3 separate regions of the Homo sapiens genome follow, and regions 1 and 3 are each linked to region 2. Evidence: chromatin contacts called from ENCODE Hi-C or POLR2A ChIA-PET data. All regions are on one chromosome and are shown on one strand. Each heading gives the region's core, a stretch centred on a gene start or an enhancer-like site at or near the end of the contact. The rest is flanking DNA. Distances are from core to core; before and after follow the strand shown.

Region 1 (4,674 bases), core at 77-2,576, 150 kb before region 2:
TTTTCCAATCCATGCTCTATCAGCTAATCCAACAATCATATTTTGTTATTCTTCTCATAAATAAAATGTTGTATGTGTGACAAAGACATCCCTGACAGGAGACTGCACTCCAAGTAAGTTAGAATGAATGGTGACAAAAATGGGATGTTTTCAGGTATACAGAATAATTGCCAGTTACTGGCACTTAAAATGGCTGCAAAATCTGTGGTACTGCTGGGTACCTGATGTTTGCTGCAGCCTCAGGACTCTGATGCCTGGACTTTTTCAGGGTCTTATAGTATCCATTGGCTTTCTGTTTATAGTGCTAATGGAAAATTAAAATTATTTTGCAAGAGACCTTAACTATACTGTACTATGAGTACTTTATGTGGCAGAGAGAAGGCCAACTTGCATTTCTGTATATTCTTCTCCTTTCCCTCTTCATTTTCCGTGGCTTCCCGTAGAGTTTAACTGACTAATTAAGAGCTTGGGCTTTGAAGTCAGATGGATCTGAGGGTCAAAGCACATTTCTGCCATCTATTAGCTGCAAAACCTTGGGAGAGTCAGTCACCCTCATTCTCAATTTCCTTCTCTGTAAAACAGTGAAGAAAATCTTTCCACTTTTCATGAAGGAGGTGTGCAGATGAAATGACATAATGCAAATAAAGGAGCTAGCACACTGCCTGACATCTGATAAATCCTCAATAAGTTTTAGGAAAACAACAATGTAACACAACTGACAAGAATTTGGACAGAGTGGGTATGTCCATTGAACTTTTTTTTTGTCTTTCCTCTATGAGAAGTTTGCCATCTCATCATGGGGTCATATTAATTTCTCTAACTATATTGTTAGCTATAGCCTTTCTTTTTGACCCCAAAGTTAGAGCGTAAATATCTCCCACTAACTTGATGATTAAGATAAGGTCCAGGAACTTTTTCCCGTTTACGGTTTAAAAACAACCTTCTGTGGAGATTTTTGATGGAATGTAGGGATATTTATGACTCAGGCCTCCTGGAAAAGTCCTTGATGCTGACTCATTCATTATCACAAGAAAGGAGGAGGCAGCTGAAATCACCACTCATTTATTCTGCTTCTAACTTACGGTGAAAGGTCAAAGGTAAGTCACTCCACATAGGGCTGAGTATGAGAATAAGAATTTCAATAACTTCTTTTGACCACAAGAGAAAACAGCATTTCTAATGCACATACATTGATAAAAATTTTTGCAAGGACCTCTTTAATACAAGTGCTATAGCACTGATAAATGATAATATTTAGTCTGAAGCCTCAGGCTTCCAGCTACCAATACACAGAAACTACGGTTTTTCCACAGAGCAAGTGAAAACCAATGGGAGGATGGACAAAAATAGAAAGGAGGCATGATTTGGAATTTCCACAGTGACTATGGCCTTGAAATCAGGAACAAAGGGCAATCTTGCAGAGGTATAAGAGGAAATATAAAAGGTTTTGTAGAACAAACCTGGAAGTGAATTCCAGTTGAAACCATGCTCATGGTAAAACATATTTTTACCACAAACAATAACAGCATTAATAGCACTGTCACCATCAGACTATAATAGGCAACAAATACAACATCAATAAAATTTATTGTATGTAAAAAGCTTAGGAATATGCAAATCAATAGAAGAGGAATACTACTAAGTAACAAGTATTTGAGTACTTTGTGTCAAGTGCTCAGCTACAAACTCTAAATGATTTTTTCATTTACTCCTCAAATAGCACTATGAGATTGACTCCACCTCCATATAGACTGTAGCTGGGGCACTCCAGGCTTATAGATGTTATACAACTTGTTCAAGACCACACAGTTAATGAAGGAGGCTGATTCTAAAGCCCATCTTCTGCTATTGCTGCTTCAGCAAAGTTGTGTTGAAAACAATGCTATCTATTGGCCATAAATTACTGATACACACTCACGGCAAAAATTATTTTTACATATTTAACATTATTCTTGGCTCTAGATACAGGATATAGGGGAGAATATGGGCCGAATTTGGACTTCTAGGTCACCATGAACTCTCAGCATCACTTCCTTTACAAATGTAAATCAGTGGGAGGTGCTGTTCCCGCAATCTGGTTACTCATATTCTTCCCTAAATATGCAAGTAACCCACTCAGTGCAAGTTATGTGGGAACATGGGATAAAACTTCCAGTATTTCCAAAGTACAGGGCTGGGTGGTCAAAAAACAGTGGCAGTATGGGACTGCTAAATGTTATTTGGTGCAATGCCAACATAAATAGTTTTGCAAGATATAAAATTAATTGGGGGTGAGGGGCTTCTTCCAGTTTCAACACAGCAGATACCCCAACAGAACTACCCTTGGCCCATATTTTAAATAAATGAATAAGCTCTCTAATTATAAATATTCTAAATGAGTAAATAGAAGACTACCCATTAACATTTGGCTTTCAGTAAGAAGTATGTGAACTAATACAAGTAGACTTGCTAAAGCTTGAGACTAGAGAGAGAAGATGACAGGATACTGAATTCCCATATTAAAGTTGTTCTAAGCTTGGGCTAGAGCTTTAGACTAACCTCCCTCCAAGTCTAGAATTGGCAACCAGTTTGAGAAGGTCATAAGTAGATCTGGGGCAAGGAAAACAAAACCACACACAGACACACACACACACAAACACACACACGTCATTTATATGGTAGCATAGGCTATAATTACTATCATGGGTGAATTCAGCTTACCAGGACCCTACTCAAGGTCTTTGCAATATATGTGCTGGAAAGTACTGATTTTGTATTGAATTTGAGTCATGACAATAGCAGCAGCAGCAGTAGTAGTGGTGGTGGTAGTAATAGTAGACAATAATAACGGCAGTAGTAGCAGTGGTGGTGGTAGTAATAGTAGTGGTAGTAATAACAGCTAACATTTATTGAGCATTTCCAGGAATTGTTTTAAGTGCTTTACATATATTACCTCATAGGGTTGTTGTGAAGATAAAATGAGTTAGGTTTTTTTTTTTTTTTTGAGACAGGGTTTTACTCTGTTGCTGAGGCTGGAGGGCAGTGGCATGATCACAGCTCACTGCAGCCTTAACTTCCCTGGCTCAAGCAGATCCTCCCACCTTCGCCTCCCAAGTAGCTGGGACTACAGATGCACACCACCATACCTGGCTAATGTTTTTATTTTTTTGTAGAGATGGGGCCTCCCTACATTGCCCAGGCTGGTCTTGAACTCCCGGGCTCAAGAATTCCTCCTGCCTTGGCCTCCCAATCTGCTGGGATTACAGGTATGAGCCTGGCCATTAGCCATTTTTAACAGATGGAGAAACTGTGTTAAATGCCCTGTATACAATATCTCATTCAGTTCTCATAACTACCTATCTACTTTATTATTCCCACTTTGCAGGTGAGGAAACTGAGGCACAGACTGGTTACTTATGGTCCTACAACTCAATAGGTTCAAGAACTAGAATTCACTTCCAGGATTGTTTGATTTCAAAGCTCATGTTCTGAACTGCTACATTACAGTTTTGGTACCAGTATTACCCCTCATCCTGGCCATATTCCAGACACCCCACCCCCTGGCCATGCTTCTCTCTCCCACTCTGTCTGTCCTCGTGAGACTGAGATGCAGCATCTTTCAAACTGAGACCCTCTGCTGTCAAATTGGATAAAATCAATGTCTACCTCAAAGTGCTGGTGTGACAACCAAATCCTATAACGTATAGAGAGGATTTGCCTGGTACCTTCCATATAAAGACCTGATGATACTTATGTTTTGGAATTCTATTAGACTGGTGCAAAAGTAATTGCAGATTTTGATGGCAAAAGCTACAATTACTGTTGCACCAACCTAAATCATCACTTTTATTACCCGCCCCTTTCTCTGCCAATAGCATTTCCTTCCAGGGATCAGAAGGAAGCTGAGGATGAATTTCTCTAGAAGAAGTAAGAAGGCCAAGGGTTAATGTGTAAGAGATGAACTGAGCTAGATGAGAGGGAAAGGAGAGGTGGAATTGCTTTGAATTTCATTGCTAGGAACCGCGATCTTTTTTATTATTTGTATAAATCACTTGGCTGTGAAGACACCACAGGCCAAGCCTCCGAGTGTGCCGATGATAATAAATTGGGTAGCACAATAAATAACAGGTAAAATCAGGCTGCCAAATGAAGCAGGATTTAGATCATTTAAATCCCAGGCTATGAGTTGTCAAATCCAGTTTAATACTGATAAGTGTGGGATAATAACTTTTAGCAAACAGTCCCCTCCCACCAAAACCCCCCCCACAATCCTTCTACTCTCTTCTCCCACCCCTTGCAAACAGACAGAGAACCCTGAGGGGATTTGCAGAATGAAAAGGCATGGTATATACTGACCAGATATGAGTCCAAGTTATTACATAATAATCCCAGAGCCTCAGCTTGGGCTGAGAGCAAATAGGAAGAGCTAATAGAATGCTGCAAGGTTCGATTAGCTGCAAAGGAGATTCTAAATCAGAGCAGGTTTTATATGATTAAATTGGATGGGGGAAAAAAAGAGTCTCACACTCAGGTATAATGGAAAAGTGGAAAGGATAAGGGAAATATAAAACCATGGACGTTGCTGGAATGGCTATGGAGTGGCCTGAGGGTAGAGTCAACGCTGAGGGACACTTGTCAAAACAAGAGACAACTTAGCCAGCAGTTCTCAGTAGCTGTGACTGTTCTTACAAGACT
Region 2 (5,115 bases), core at 2,373-4,872:
TCTTCAGACCTCAGTTGCATCAGTTTCCTTCTTTGAAAATGGAAATGACAACATCCATTTAACAGGGTTTAGATATATTGAAATGCTATACATAAAGAGCTCAGCACAGTGCTTGGAACATAGAAGATGCTCAAAGATGTTAACTTTAAAAGAGGAGGAAAGGTAGGGGAGGGTGGTAATTTTCATGCTCAGAATTAAAAAAAAGTCCTAGGAAATTTATTTATTAAATGCACACCATGCATTCTTTTGAGAAAGACAGAGAGAGAGAAAGAGACTGAGAGAGGGGAGCTTGGGTGAAAGTGTCCTTTAGCATTTGCATTGCTCTTAGCTGGATGAACTTGCCTGCAGTCACCACTTACAATGCAAATTGAGTTTAGAGTCCTTCACACTAACTACACAGCAAAAACCTTTCAGCTTTAAATAGAACACTGCAATGTGGAATGATCTGAGCAAACAGAAGAAAAATTCAGAAATACATGTGAAGGAGATATTTTGGAGGAAAAAAAAGAACAATCTGACATAACTGAGCAGGTAGGAGGAAAATGTAGAAATAGTAAAGGAAACAGAAAAGCAAGATCTATGGAAGGACTAGAAGCTAATTCCCCACCCAGTAAGAGGGTATAAGTTAATAAGGGGGAAGAAAACTTGTGGGGCAAGTCCCCAGTGAGGAGAATTTTTAAAAAGTCTTTTGATCTGGTGCTTTTTCAAGGTATACTAACACTTCTTAAGGAATTCATTGGAAGAACAGGGACTCTTCCCCCTCTGGCAACAAAATTGCATGAATCTTCCCTGAAACGAATAGGTCAAAACTGTAGGGAACTTCTTGTTCTATCCAACTTCTGGTATTTACATCGTTTAAGTTCTATTTTCCTTTTCTTTTCATACCTTCTCTAAGATCAGATTTTAAAACCTAGAAGCTTCTGTGAAATAAAGGTTTGTTAGTTTTGAGTGTGATTAGTATGTGTGTGTGTTTGAGAAAGAGAAAGAAATCTGAGAGGTTGATTCTCACATGCCAGAAATCTCATTGCTATAAACTCATATCTATTTTTGACTATGTGAACCTAGATATTCTATCCAGAATCAGAGTTTTCAAAAATGGAATAAAAATAAGAACAACGGTAATATCCAGGGCCCTGAAAACAATAAAGAATGCCATTTTTAACTGATTTCTTCACTTCACAATTGACACTCCTGTACACATAGCTCCACTCTGGGCATTTTCTCAGCTTGCTAAGTTTCTCTTGCCTGCATAATGTAATATACAAGAAAACATGAAGGCAGCTCTCTTTCTTTGTGGTTACAAACAGAAATAAATGTTCCCCCAAAAGCCAACAGACCCAAGGCCAACTTCTCTCTTGGATGACATGCTTAGATACAGAGTTAGTCATGTGCTATCAGGTCACTGAGTCAGTGACAAAGCACTAAGATTGAGGGAGAACATCTTACAATCAGGTTGCCATCATGCACAGAAAAAGAATCGGTAAGTATGGTGCTCTGTATAGGGGAGGGATGGGCTGCACATCTTAAAAGCCATCTCTAAGCTCCTGGAAGCCAGAGCTTACAACTCTGCTTTATCTGTCTAGCACCATGGGCATACTGGGCTTGATGCTCTCCAAAAATGATGACAAATGGAGAATATACTTTCAATAGCACTGGACATTCTTTCTGTCTAGAACTTCCAGGGATGTTTATAGAAGATGCCACCTTTACCCCCAGATGTGTGTGTGTCTTTTTATTTCTTTCAGAGCTTGAACTCTTTTACTCCCCCCATCACATTTCTCTAGCAGTCTTTTGATTTGATTAAATATTACAGAAATGTTAGCATCCAAGAATAATAATTTTAAATTAATACACCTTGCAACATTGTCCTAAAGCATTTCCACATACATTTTCTCGCATGGATATTACAATGTGATAATGCAACACTTTGTATGAGTGGCTAAGGATAAAAGGCCTACAGGTAGAAAATGAAAGCAAAAATGCAAAAGTTTTGGCACTGGGGGAAAAAAATGCCTCTACTCTCTATTCACACACAAAAGGCAGAATGAGATTCCACCTGCTGACTTTCCCTTCCTGCCCGCACAGCACTAGTGCTTATGTCAGAACAAGCTGGGAGAGAGGGAGAGACGACAATTTCACCTCTTGGCAAAGCTCAGCTTGCTGAACCCTTTTGCTTTCTGCTGGCTGTTGATTCAGCAGAAACTACTGCTGCAGAATTCATAATGGTGATTTTTAAAGGCCCCACCGATCGCGTTGCTCACCCCACGTGTCAGCCTCATTCGCTGCCCGCCAGAGCACTATTTCCCCAGCCACCTTTTTATTTTTGCTAATGCACTTCCAAAAGGAAAGAGGTTCGCCCGTCTGCAAAGGGCTTTTTGGGGTTTTGATTGTCTAAGCAGGTAACCTGGCCGGCCGGGGAGATGAATGGGCAGGAAATGAAACCTTGCCCTCCCTGCAGCCACTGAGAGACATAACATCGTTTCGCTCAGGGAGGGGGGACCAAGGTCCTACTGGGCCCCTCCCTTCTTATCTCCCCCCAAGACCCCTGCGAACATCTCGGGGAAGGGGTCATCTGCCTTCCTGGGGTCATCTTTCTGGGCGAGAGCCCCACCCTGAAAAAGCCTAATCCCTGAGGGCCATTTTAACTCCCGTGGGCGCCGGGTCCACCTGCTGCTGAACGCCGAGCTCGCCTCGCGGAGCCCGGATGGATGCGAGGTGCACTGGGGCTGCCGGGGCCAGCCGAGCCCCCGCCCCAGCCCTAGGGCCCGGAGGAGTCTCCGCCACTACGCGCCCAGCTGCCCAGGAAGCACAGTGATCCGCAACTTGCGCCCGGCCCCAACGGCGGAATGCGGCGGGGCTGGCGTTACCTTCGGTCGCATAGCTGTGGTCGCGCAGGAAACTGTTGTTGATTTTGCGGGTATCAATGTCCTCCTCCATTGACAGCAGGCTTACTTGCGTGGGAACCAGAAGCCGGCAGACAAGTATCCATGATCCCTCCCCGCAGCCAGTCTCACAGGAGAGGGGGGCAGGGGAGCCAGTGGGACTGCACCATGGTCCGAGCCTGAGGAGGAGACGGGGAGGCGGAGAGAAAAAAAATAAAAACCCGGCAATGGAGCTGTCACCTCCTCCACTCGGGTTCTGCGAGGCTGCGGCGGCTCCTCCCGCGCGGTGCGCTCACTCCAGCTCCAGTTCCCAGCGAGGATGCTGCGCCTGCCTCCGCTGCCTCCGGGTGCCAAGATACGCCGTGCCCCGAGGGGTCTGGTCCCGCCCGCCCGCCCCGGAGGCGCTCACAAGCGGGTCTGGGGAGATGCCCAACAGGTTCCCCTCCTTGGCAGCCGCTCCAAAATGCAAAAAAGATCCCTCCTCCCCCTGGGAGAGCGGGCAGCCGCGACAAAATGGTGCCTTTCTGGACCCGAGCTGCAGTGGCGAGATGGCAGGGACAGGATTCAGGCTTGCCTGGCCGGAATGAGGGTGCTGGTCCCACGGGAGGGCGGCTCCGGCAGGCGGGGGTAGGGAAGCTGGCGGGGAGCTGGGCAGGGCGCTGCAGCCGGCGCCAGCGCACTCACCCTCACACCCACACGCGCGCACTCGCAGCTGCTGCTGCTGCTGCTGCTGCTGCTGCTGCAGGAGGCTGGAGGCGGCTGGTGCATTAAAGGCGAGGCTCCTCCCAACCGCGTCAGCAGCCCCACGACTCTTTCCCAGCAGCAGTGGTGGCCGAGGCAGAGGCTGCGGCTGCTCTTTGCTGCAGTGGGGCGCATGCAGCCGCGAATCGGCACCTGGGCAGCAAGCGACTAGCTTGCAGGTTCAGGTGGAACGCATAGACGCGCTCTTCCAACCTCCTCCCCTCTCGCGCCACTCAGCTAAGGGCCACGTCTACGCTAGCACCCAGAGCCCCTAGCTCCCTGCCTTTCTCCGGACGCCTGAACTTGAGAACAGCAAAGAGAAGTAGGTTCCTTTGGATAGTCAGGAAGTCTACATCCAGGTCCCTTTTCCTCACCCTTATATGATGCATGTGGTCCCTTGGTGAATTTAAAGGGCGAGGTTTGGGGCTCGAAGCTTCAGAAAAAGAGGAGAAAGTGGGAAGTGCCGCTCAGAGCCTATCTTAAGCCCTCTAGTAGGAATAGGAGGGGGATCAGGGGCCAGAACTTTGCAACTGGTTCCCCCATTCCTAAGAGTCAAAATACCTTCTAACTGTAGGAGGCTGGTGTTCAATAAAGCATCTGTGTCTACACAGGTGGAGGAAAGCACCAGACTAGTAAACAGGATCAGTCTGAAAAAGTCCACTCTCCCTTGCAGTTTGCACTTCGTTTTGGACAAATTATTGCAGCCTCTCCGTTAGGTTTTGCTTGTGCAGGAACACCTTCTATTTGCTGTCAGCATGGAAGGTACATTGAAGCACAGAAACATAAGCATAAGAGCCCTGTGCCCACAGAGAGCCACTGCTACCCTGGGGGAATTTCAGGAGTCCAATTAATACAGAAAAGAGACCTGTCTTCCTACTTCAACTAGGAAGAAAATGTAGAATTCCCTCCCCACCCATGTTTTCCCAAATTTCAAACTCTACTTTTGAAAGAAAATGAGATTACTATTGTTATGAAACAACCAAAAACATTTAATGAAGCAACCCAAATCACTAGAAAGCCAATTTGGAAAAGACATCAACCCCAATCAGTAGAAAGCCAATTGGAAACGACATTTCCTAGGTTTCATCTTGTAGAAGGTATTCATTTCAATGGGTACCACTGTAGGGAGAGACATCAGCAAATGTTTTGCTCAGTTAAGCTCCACAAGTTTAGCTAGATGGGCCCAGAGGGACCTATGAGTTAATTATATACATACAATGCTTCGGCTAACACAATTTAGAAAGTATTTGAAGTTCAGAAAAATGGAAAAACAAGTCCTTAACTGAGGTTGGGAATTGTCATTAGATTTCCATGCAGTATGGATACTTCTGGTAGATAGAAAATGACATCTTCCTCATCTCCAGAAATTGACTGCATATCCCTGGGAGAAAAGAGCAGAAATGTTCCTTGACATAGTTATTTTGTGTGTGTGTGTGTGTGTGTGTGTGTGTGTGTGTGTGTGTGTGTGGTGGGGGGAGTTCAGTTCAACTTT
Region 3 (4,596 bases), core at 1,385-3,884, 210 kb before region 2:
AGGGTCAGCTTATCCTTTGAAGCTTTGAAGATAGCTATTGACTTCTCTCCAGCTATGAAAGTCCTAGATTGGATCTTCTTCCAACATAAGGCTCTCTTGTCTACACTGAAGCTCTGTTGTTTAGTGTAGCCACCGCCACCCATGATCTTAGCTAGATCTTCTGGATAGCTTTCTGCAGCTTCTACATCAGCACTTGCTGCTTCATGTTGTACTTTTATTTTATGGAGATGGCTTCTTACACCTCATGAACCAACCTTTGCTAGCTTCCAAATTTTTTATTCTGCAGCTTCCTCCCCTCTGTCAGCCTTCATAGAACAAAAGAGAGAGCCTTGCTCTAGGTTAGACTTCGGCTTAAGGAAATGTTGTGGCTGGTTTGATCTTCTATCCATACCACTCAAACCTTCTCTATGTCAGCAAGAAGGTTATTTTGCATTCTTATCATTTGTGTGCTCTCTGAAGTAGCATTTTTAATTTCCTCCAAGAACTTTTCCTTTGCATTCACAACCTGGCTAACTCTTTGGCACAAGAGGCCCAGTGTTGGGCCTGTGTTGGCTTTCGACATGTCTTCCTCACTAAGCTTAATCATTTCTAGCTTTTGATTTAAAATGAGAAACCCAAAACACCCCATAAGAATTCCAACATTAACATCAGAGATTAATGATCACAGATCTCTATAACAAGGATAATAATGAAAACATTTGAAATATTACAAGAATTACCAAAATGTGGCACAGAGACATGAAATGAGCACATGCTGCTCGAAAAATGGTGCTAATAGATTTGCTTGTTGCAGTGTTGCTACAAACCTTTAACTTGTAAAAAACATACTATCTGTGAAGCACAATAAAGCGAAATGTAATAAAACAAGGTATGGCTGTATGTCTGAGAACACGTATTGTAGCATTGTTAGTTATAGCAAAATTTAGAAACAATGTGAATATCTATCAATGGAGAAATGATTTAATGTCATAGCTTATCTATGCTTTAGAATATCTGCAGCTCTTTCAAGGAAGGTAAATTGGCCTGGAGGGATGTGTATATTACTGAGTAATATGTCTAGTGTGATCTCAGTTTTGTAAACAAAACAAAGTCATATCTGTTCATTCATTAATGTTAATATATGTATTCATAGATACAGAGAAAGGTATGGAAAGACATACACCAAACTAGCAACCTTAGTTACCCTGAGATATGGAACCGTAAATATAGTATTATTTGACTGGATGCTATAAACAAGCATTTCTTTTGTAAGAAAAGGAAGGGAAGACATCATGTTTAATGTTTTGTCAGGGCAGGATTCTTAAGATTCTTCAGTCTGCACTGGACTCTTCTTGGGAAAACTTAAGCATCTTTAATGAGCACAACTTTCTCATTCCTGTGAGCTTAATATCTGCTTTACTGAACTGTCCACCTGTTCCCAGAGTGGACAGGGAGTCAGCCCATTCCCTTTCTTTGCACAACAGCACTTCAGATACTTGAGGACAGCTCTCAACCCATCTCCTCTCCACTTTCATAGATTATACCAAGACTCAGCCTCCAATCTTCACACCTCAATAATGGTGAGCTCAGGCCACTTGGCCTCCACAAATGCTTTGCTTCACTGAACACAATCTACCAGCACAGGCATTTATTATTCCAAAGAAGACATGTGCTTTCTGTTTCTGTATGTTAAAACAGACTTCCCTTTGTAATCGTCCATATCATGTCATCAAGTAAAATTCCCAGGTCTTTTTTCAAATGAAGTAATATACCAAGTTGAATCTATTCTATACTATTTGACTGTTTTGAACTTGAATGTGATTTCCTAACCTCTCCTCCTAGATCTGTTGCTTTCTCTTAAAATGCAGAGGTAGGAAATGGTATGTGTGTGAATGTGGGAGATGGTGGTAGGAATCTACTGAACAGTAGATTCTGGATAATTGGATTTTTCTGTCTAATAAAGGCTATTGGTCAGAAGATGAACAAATGAGTTAGGGAGGTGGAGAAGACAATGGCAATGTTCTGAATTCAGGCATGAGGGTGGGAGAGACCGTAAATCTTCTCTTCCTCAATGGCTGAGCTGAATTTGAATGTAGTGATTCTAGAAAATAAATTGTTATATGAAGTGGATGAAGATGAAATAACTCCAGAGAAGAAGGTTTGCTGGTTCCAAGGAGAGACAGCAGGAATAGGCGTGCGCGCGCACACACACACACACACACACACACACACACACACACACAAAGGAGATAAAAAGTAAACAGGATGGGATGAGCAAGAGAAGAGAGTATCTGAGAAAAGAAGCAGAAATAAGACTCTATAGAATAAAAAGATGCCAAGCTTTCAGAAATAAGAATGGAGAAAAAGAAGAAAGCAGGGAGGTGAAGTAATATTCTAGTCTGGGCTCTTTAGATTTTAAGAACAGAAACCTTCCTAAACTTACTTAAAAAAAAAACCCAAAAGGATTACTGAAGTACAGAAAAATATTACAGATCATCGAGACTGAAATGGAGCATATGAAATAGAACAGGGACTTGGCAAGCTGTTAGGAACCTCGAAAAATGTGCTTTGTTTTTCTGTTTCTCTCTTTGTCTGTCTTGCTTAGGGGCCACCTGGTCTCTTAAACGCCTTCTCTCTGCATGTCTGGCCCTTTCTCCTCTTTTTACCAATGACTTCATCTGTTTACCAGTCTGAATATGGCCTCCAATGAGTCACTCCAGCCCAGATTTTATAACACTTTCAGCCCAATTGCTCAGTGCTATCAGAAAGGAGAGAAGGAAACAAGCAGGCAGAGAAACAAAGTGGGAAGAAGGAAGCATCAGAGCCCTGTAATTGGGTCTCATCCTTGTCCCTTGGACATCCCATATTCGTAATCACATCCACACCTTTTCCTAGGATATTCCTTTGTTCACCTCACTTCTATCCACCCATCCATATCCCTAAATCATCCCAGAACCTGACTGCTGCAGTTAACAGAGCTCATCTCATTCCTCCTTTCTTATATGTACCCACTGTGATGAAGAATAATTGGATACATTTAAGAGTCCTAAAGAAAACGATTAATTCTCTAGCTTCCTTCTTCAACCTGTCACTATTTTGACAACCCTCCTGGAATCATTTTGTAACTTGAGCTCCTAGTGTTTTAATCTAGATTTCTAACAGTGTCTTGTATAAGGAGGGCAAAGCACAAGTGGTCACTATTCCCTAGCTAGAAATTTTATTTTGTTTGGAATGTTATAATTGCCTTTCAATCTTCTTTAGGCAATGAACCCATTTATGTAATTCTCCCTCATAATTTCCCCCCACTTCCCTGCCAATCTTAGAAGTGCTATGAGCCCTTTTCATGGCAATCACATTCTTTTTAAAAACTAGATCCTCAAACCATATTAGAGTAAGAATTTATCCTGAACTGAAGAAAATTACGTAATTACTTCTTCTGGAACAACACACTATTTGGGGTGACTTATGCCTGGTCTACTTTTAAGTAACACTTTCATGTTATTCACTAAAACCCTGAGATCTTTTTTCTGCAACTTTACTTTGGCTGTGTTTCCACTTTCTACACATGAACTGTTGAGTTTTCTCCCCACATGTCCCAGCACTATGCTCTGTCCTTTTAGAACTCTGAATCCTATCTATTCCCTTCAAGTTTTCAAGGTTGTCATCCATTTCTGTACTGCTTTCTGACCTCTTTGCCCCCAAATGTTGTGAACTGCATTGCCATAGAATGGAAGGAAGCAGGGCACGGGTGGCATGGACAGAGGTTATTGCCTTTGAGGACTGTAGACTCCATTAATTCATTTTCTTCCTGAAGGAAGGAATATAAATTATTTTCTCCAATAGCCAAAGCAGAGGACCTTTTTAAAAAACCATCAAGCTCTGAGGCTAACAGAAAGGAAAGGAAAACCTAAAAAGAAGGGAAAACTAATCATAGAGAGGGAAAAGAGAACAAATGTGCAGTTCATTTAAAATCACTGTAGTTGAACATCAAATTATGGTACCTGACTTCCACCTATTTTACATTCTATTTAGTATTTATTTTGCCTCTAATCTAGGAATACAATTATGTACTGAATTGTATCACATATGCATTTAATATGTGAATTCAACTATATATGCTTAGAATAATATGAAAAAAGGAAAGAAGCAAATTTAAATAATGGGTCAGAGGTCCCAGGGAGTATGAGATGGGGGAGGGGAGTTAATCTGCTCTTTCTTCAGACCAATGGTCTGGGTGGATCTCATCTCTGAGCATCGTGGGATGTTGAATAAGTTACTAAGGTTTAAGGAAGTATATTTTTCACAAATGGCCCCTCATATTGTTTGCATAGTTTATATTCTACATTATTCTTTATATCCTATATATTTATATGTATATATTATTCTATATAGAGTTAATAAAAACAAACAAATCTTATGGGTGATTTATGGGATTTTTCAAGAGTATTTTTACCAAACCTGGTGCTTGCTTTATGGGGCGACTTTGGAACCTAACCTCTGTAAAACTGCCACTTTAATGACCCTTTAAAAAGTGCTTACTGTCCCCTGTATGCTTTACATACGTTACCTCCTTTAAGCTTCACAAAAATCCTGCATAGTTGATACCATACATATTTT

What was found. A loop is a pair of places that touch in the nucleus more often than their neighbours do. ChIA-PET counts read pairs that join two places held with the same protein, here RNA polymerase II (POLR2A). Pooled maps may share reads with other maps.
Region 1: a loop to region 2 is called in a map of ascending aorta, with 2.5 times the contacts of the local background. The contact joins the enhancer-like site here to the promoter of PPP2R2B in region 2. A Hi-C loop is called at or near these places in 2 of 168 maps with a recorded cell type or tissue (aorta and ascending aorta) and 4 of 50 pooled maps. POLR2A ChIA-PET finds 5 or more read pairs at or near these places in 2 of 52 experiments (H1 and T-cell).
Region 3: a map of ascending aorta shows a loop between it and region 2 (2.6-fold over the local background). The contact joins the enhancer-like site here to the promoter of PPP2R2B in region 2. A Hi-C loop is called at or near these places in 6 of 168 maps with a recorded cell type or tissue (CD4-positive, alpha-beta memory T cell, CD8-positive, alpha-beta T cell, aorta and 3 more) and 11 of 50 pooled maps. POLR2A ChIA-PET finds 5 or more read pairs at or near these places in 1 of 52 experiments (activated naive CD8-positive, alpha-beta T cell).

What each region holds. Positions count from the first base shown.
Region 1 is chr5:146,731,090-146,735,763 of GRCh38, forward strand. The region is part of intron 2 of PPP2R2B (protein phosphatase 2 regulatory subunit Bbeta); the gene reads right to left. Among named protein-coding and RNA genes, the nearest start is that of PPP2R2B, 150 kb to the right of the region's middle. RefSeq lists an enhancer at 374-1,573. Within about 2 kb of position 1,327, at least 4 of the 41 ENCODE cell types and tissues checked have a DNase peak (open chromatin) inside an H3K27ac peak, as active enhancers do.
Region 2 is chr5:146,875,135-146,880,249 of GRCh38, forward strand. PPP2R2B (protein phosphatase 2 regulatory subunit Bbeta) reads right to left here and starts at 3,623. Exons shown (of 10, transcript NM_181675.4): 1 at 3,457-3,623; 2 at 2,868-3,061. The coding sequence starts at 2,937.
Region 3 is chr5:146,665,151-146,669,746 of GRCh38, forward strand. All of the region lies in intron 5 of PPP2R2B (protein phosphatase 2 regulatory subunit Bbeta), which reads right to left. Among named protein-coding and RNA genes, the nearest start is that of PPP2R2B-AS2, 100 kb to the left of the region's middle. Within about 2 kb of position 2,635, at least 2 of the 41 ENCODE cell types and tissues checked have a DNase peak (open chromatin) inside an H3K27ac peak, as active enhancers do; they include ascending aorta, where a contact is called at or near this core.